Linked DNA regions of Homo sapiens: region 2 is linked to region 1. A link is a loop called in an ENCODE intact Hi-C map of the cell type or tissue named here. Cell type or tissue: A673. All regions are shown on one strand.

The links. Peaks named below come from ENCODE experiments on the same cell type or tissue, not always from the same donor. Only the 100,000 strongest peaks of a DNase experiment are listed, where the experiment ranks them.
Region 2: it touches region 1 in a loop (22-fold over the local background); 9 of 110 quality-filtered maps call a loop at or near these places.

The regions. Positions count from the first base shown.
Region 1 is chr10:110,310,041-110,312,540 of GRCh38, reverse strand. No RefSeq gene overlaps it. Among named protein-coding and RNA genes, the nearest start is that of SMNDC1, 6.4 kb to the right of the region's middle. In A673, a CTCF peak has its summit at 1,025 (motif pointing left); DNase peaks (open chromatin) are centred at 990 and 1,590; H3K27ac peaks cover 1,127 bases.
Region 2 is chr10:112,136,335-112,138,834 of GRCh38, reverse strand. No RefSeq gene overlaps it. Among named protein-coding and RNA genes, the nearest start is that of GPAM, 46 kb to the left of the region's middle. In A673, CTCF peaks have their summits at 1,058 and 1,262 (motif pointing right); a DNase peak (open chromatin) is centred at 1,264.

The DNA of each region.
Region 1 (2,500 bases):
TAGTTTTAATCCAAGGAAAACAAGATGAGAAGGTGATGTTTCATGATCTCTAATATGGGTAGCTTTTGCAAGAGAGACAATGTCAGAGATACCAAAAATAGGGGTGATACTCAGAAAGTACGTCGTTTTCATCTGTGTAGCAGATGTTATGGTATGCTTCCCAGATTCCCTCTTTAGGACTGAGGTACTCATCTTCCTAGCAGTTGGGAGTGCTAGTAGCTGACAGCTCTTAGCTGAATTGCTCTTAGCCCCTTTCACAGGGATAGCCCCCATCTATTGGCTGGTCAATTGATGATGGGTGAACATAAAGCCCTGGCCCCTTGACTTAAGGGACAGGGGCATCTCAGTTACAGAAGGGCCATCCCAGTTCCAGAGCTTCTATGGGACTGATTAAGGTCCCTATTGCAAGCGCATAACAGTTCACCTTCTTCCTCTGTCCAGTCCTGCCCATCAGCCGTCACAGGTGATGTTCCCAAGGGCACTCTCCAAAACTTTACCTTTCGCACAGAACTTAGAGTCCTTTCCCCATGAAACCCAATGTACAAAGCCAACCAGGACCACCAGGAGCCTTTCATGAGCAATAATTACAGAGGATGAGAGTGTCACTACAAAAGTCCCTTGAACTCTTACAGGTCTTTAACAAAATGAGCCACACTTCCTACTTATGCTCTAAGACTAATAACACAGAGATGTAAACAGCATTACAAGTGGTCTATAAAGGGCTTTAGATATAGAAGAATTTATAAAGGAAGGAATCACAGGAAGGCCAAAGAAAAACATATATATTAGAACCAAAATGGAAGTTGAGCACAGAAAACTTGCTGTTCTTCATCATTTGGATACTGCGAGCCATAGTTTTTTGGGGGTGTTTGTTTTTCCCTAACTCCTCTCTCCCCACCACGCTACCTGGCAATATTCCTTCACTAAGGCTGGAGGAGGTGGGGGAGGGGGCGGAGAAATCAGACATTGAAAGATTCCTGTATCCTGACTGCCACCTAATGGAATCTTTGAGCATTAAGGTCTCCATTGTGTAGTTTTTTGGGGTTTTTCAACTGCTGACATATCAACAAAATGGCAAATGTGACCATGTCAAATTATGCCCACTAGTCTTCATGGGGCAAAACTCTGGGATTCATTTTGGTTTTTGGAAAAAGTCAAGTTAACTGCCTTATTTTTTCCTGTCTACATTTGGGAATGTACATCCCCTGCCACTCATGGTTGTTCAGTTTAAGCAAACTTCATTAAAAGATTGCTCTATTATCCACTGTGCAATACAAATAATGTGGACTATTTCACACCATTCCTCTTTTTTCTAAGATAAATGATCTGTAAGTGACATGAATATGGGGTGGGGAATATCCAGATAAGAAAGGTACTTTCAGGGGCTGTGATGCAAACGAATCCAATGAATTCCGAGTTTAAAAGACTGTCTTAAGACTGCTGCTGGAGCTGCTATACGAGAAAGTTAAACAGGGCCAAAAAATGAAAAAAAAATTCCTATCACAACATCAGAAGGCAAGACCCACTTGACTCTCCTGCATGTGGGGAAGTCAAAGTAATTCTTTCACATTAATCATGCTTTCCTTCCTGCCCTTCAAAGAGCTCCTGGTGACTGCTACAGCCTCCTGCCCACATCTTTCCTGCTAAACATTGACCCATCTGGCTTTCTATTGTCTTTTGTTTCTGACAATGCTTTTGTAATCTCCTGTATTACTTCTGAGCTTGTTAAGCTATTGCTAATGCCCAGAGTTCCCTGCAACTATCTTCTGCTCTTCCCCATCATCCCCAAACACACACGTACACACCTCCCAAAACTATTCTAAAAGGCGTTTTAGCCAGTCTATCTATACTTTTCATTTTGAAAAATTTGAAACAATCACTTCTATAGGACACTTCTATAGTCAGCATAGGACATTCTCCTAAGAAGCCATAAAATAGTTTTTACATCTAATAAAATTAGCAATAATTTAATATAATCTAATATTGAGTCCATATTTAAATTTTCCAGTGATCCCTAAATTTTTTTTACAGCTTTGTTTTTCAAAACCAAGATCAATCAAGATTTATCCATTGCACTTGTTACATCTGATTACCTCTTAATCTAGAACAGTTCCCACGCTTTTCAATGTCACTGACCTTTGGAAGAATTTAGGTGTTTTCTTATACAATGTCCCATATTCTGGATGTAATTCTTCCCTCATGCTCAATTTACTCATTCCTTTATGCCCCTATTTCTTGTATACTGGAAGTTGGGTCAATAAACTTGATTGTATTCAGGTTAAGCATTTTTGGCAACCCTCCTTCACAGGTAATGCTATTAGTGCTTCATGTTGCATCAAAACAACAGGCATATAAAATCAGGTTGTTCCACAATTAGCGGTGCTAAACTTGATCTCTGGGTTAAGTTGGTGACAGCTGAATTTCATCATAGTAAGGTATATTTCCCCTTTGTAATTATTGGATAGTCTGTGGGGATACTTTGTATGTAGGTGTGATACTT
Region 2 (2,500 bases), 1.8 Mb before region 1:
GAGAGGGATGCCAGAGGGCCAGGTAGGGAAGCTGTTGAAGGGGGGTAATGAAGACTCAAGCTTTTTAAAGAGCATTTTTTTCCCTCCGCTGATCTGTATACAGTGTCCTGAGTGGAAGGGGAGGAAAAGAAACCATAGTCCAGAAAGAGATGCTGGTAGCTTGGGTGGGGACGCAGAGAAATGGGTGGATTTGGGCATTCTGGAGACCGGTGAGCAGGCTCTCTCCACCATACAGGGATAGGGCACACTGTCAAGGTAAACTCCAGTGGCTTAGGGTGGGGTGGAGGACAGCTGCCTCCAGAGCACAGAGAGGGAGGGGTCCTGAGGCCATGTGCAGTCTGGGAGGTAAAGTGTGATGTGTTTGACAGCCCTAGTGCAGCACAGCACAGGAGGGGTAGTGTGAGATTGGCAGTTGGATCTGACATTCGATGAATGGCCTCCCAACTCCTCGAGGGCAGGAACCGTGCTTGATTCACTGTTGTGTCTCTTAAAAAGCTTTTCCTGGGCTATGGGGAAGTGGCCTCTCTGACAAGCATAGGGATTTGATATTGTTGGAGAAATGGGTGCCAATGGGTCTGGATGGGCTTCTCTTGCCACATGCCACCTGCTGTCTTGGGAGCACCTAGGGATGCCTCCAGTGGCTGCAGAGTGAGGGTGAGGGCGGGTCATTGCTTTTCTCCCCCGCCCTCCATTGCTGTGCCTAGGGGACTCCAAGCCCGCTTGGTCCTCTCAGATGTTGCCTAGGCAGTGAGCTCAGGATCTCCCTCACTCCCCTTTAGGGTCCACTGGTTACACCTTGGCCTTTGAAAAGTGGAATGCTCCTGATTTCAAGTCATATGGTATAGAAGCCTACTTCCTCTCAGAAGGGGAAAGCGGTGCCTCGCGTGCCGCCTAGAAATACCTCTTTAATGTCTAAATCACCATGTTGGAACTTCACTCCTAACAGAGACTGTGCCAGCTGCACCTAAAAAACCCACCATATTATCCCTTATTATTCATTTACAGTGTAAATTTTACACATTGATAGACATAAGATTGGCAAAGCAAACTGGGGAAGAGTGGGAGGGAGAATGCGTGGCTTTGTGTCTGAGATCTGTGGGAAGAAGGGGGAAATGCTGAGAAGGGACAAGGGGAGGGATGCTGGGGCTGGAAGCAAGTGTCCTGCACTGCACAGTCTTGCCCTGAGCTTGTGCCTGCCTGGGAACTTGAATCCTCCTTCCTCAGTAAAGGAGCCGGGGGCACCTGCCATTTTTTCCACTAGAGGGCGCCAGCACCCTGCAATGCAGCCTGGAGGTTTGGGACCTGGCTGGGAAGACAGCTGAGAATGGAAGAGGTTTGGGGCGTCTCAGGGCCTCAGAAGCACCGTGTACCTGGAATCCCTTGCCTTGCATCCCCTGAGCTCCCTGCTCCCCTCTGCTGCTCCAATGGGGCTGCATTTCCTTGGGTATCTCCCAATCCATCTCTGGCCCCATGTTCGCCAGCATGAGCCCTTGGTTGTGGGAGCTCCAGCTAGACGTGGGGACTTCAGGAAGCTGTGATGAGCACCAGAGGGACTCCTGAGCTGCTATGTGCAGCTAGGTCTGCCTGCCCTGGAGCCTCCGGTTCCTATGGCCTCCTCCCTGGAGGGAGAGTTTGCTAGGAGAAGAGAGCTTGTCTTTGCGTATTTTGTTTATTCTCTATTTCCTTAGGGCCTCACTGGACCCTGCACTGAGTAGGTACTCCTCAAATCCACTGCACCTGTGTGCATGCTGGGCATTGGCCCTGGCAGCTGCTATGCAGTGTGGGAGTAGAGCCCCGGGAACAGTGAGTGGGTGAGAAGGCTCAGCTGGTGTGCAAAATGGGATCAGAGCAGAGCTGGGAGGCTGGGGATGCTGGGTGTGGAGGGAGGAGAGGAAGAGGAAGGAGAGGGCAATGAGCTGGTCTTGGAAGCTTGGGGAAGCATTCAGACAGGCACAGAGGAGCCACATTAAACAAGGGTTTGGCCCAGTAGCCACCTGGGCTGCCAGTGTTCTAGAACTAGGAAACCAACCCAGGAAGCTGGCTCTGCTCCTGGCCCCCAAAGCCCTTTCCTCTAGGCTGTTCTAGGCCAAGGAACGGAGGGGAAATGTTTTCCTTATTCCATTCTGGCCTTTAGCTGTGGTATCGCCTGCCAAGCTCTCTGGAGGATCCAGGGGGACCGGCCATCAGATCCCCCCAAACAGCTGTGCTCTTCTGTCCAGACACTGTTCAGCCACAGCCTTGGGCTGGGCCTTTCCTCTGTGTCCTGGGCCGAGGACCCAGAGCTGCTGGGGGCCTGTGTGCCCCACAGGATCCATGAAGGTCTCCACAGCTGCAGGTGCAGGTGTCATAATCTGCATAAGTTGCAGTTCATGTGATTGTCACCGCCAGAATCTCTGAATATTGCTCACCTGGGTATGGAGCTGCCCGAAGTTCTTGTGTGGGTTTTCAGCCATACTTACATGGGTTATAGGCATGCTGGACCATTGGTAAAATCACATTG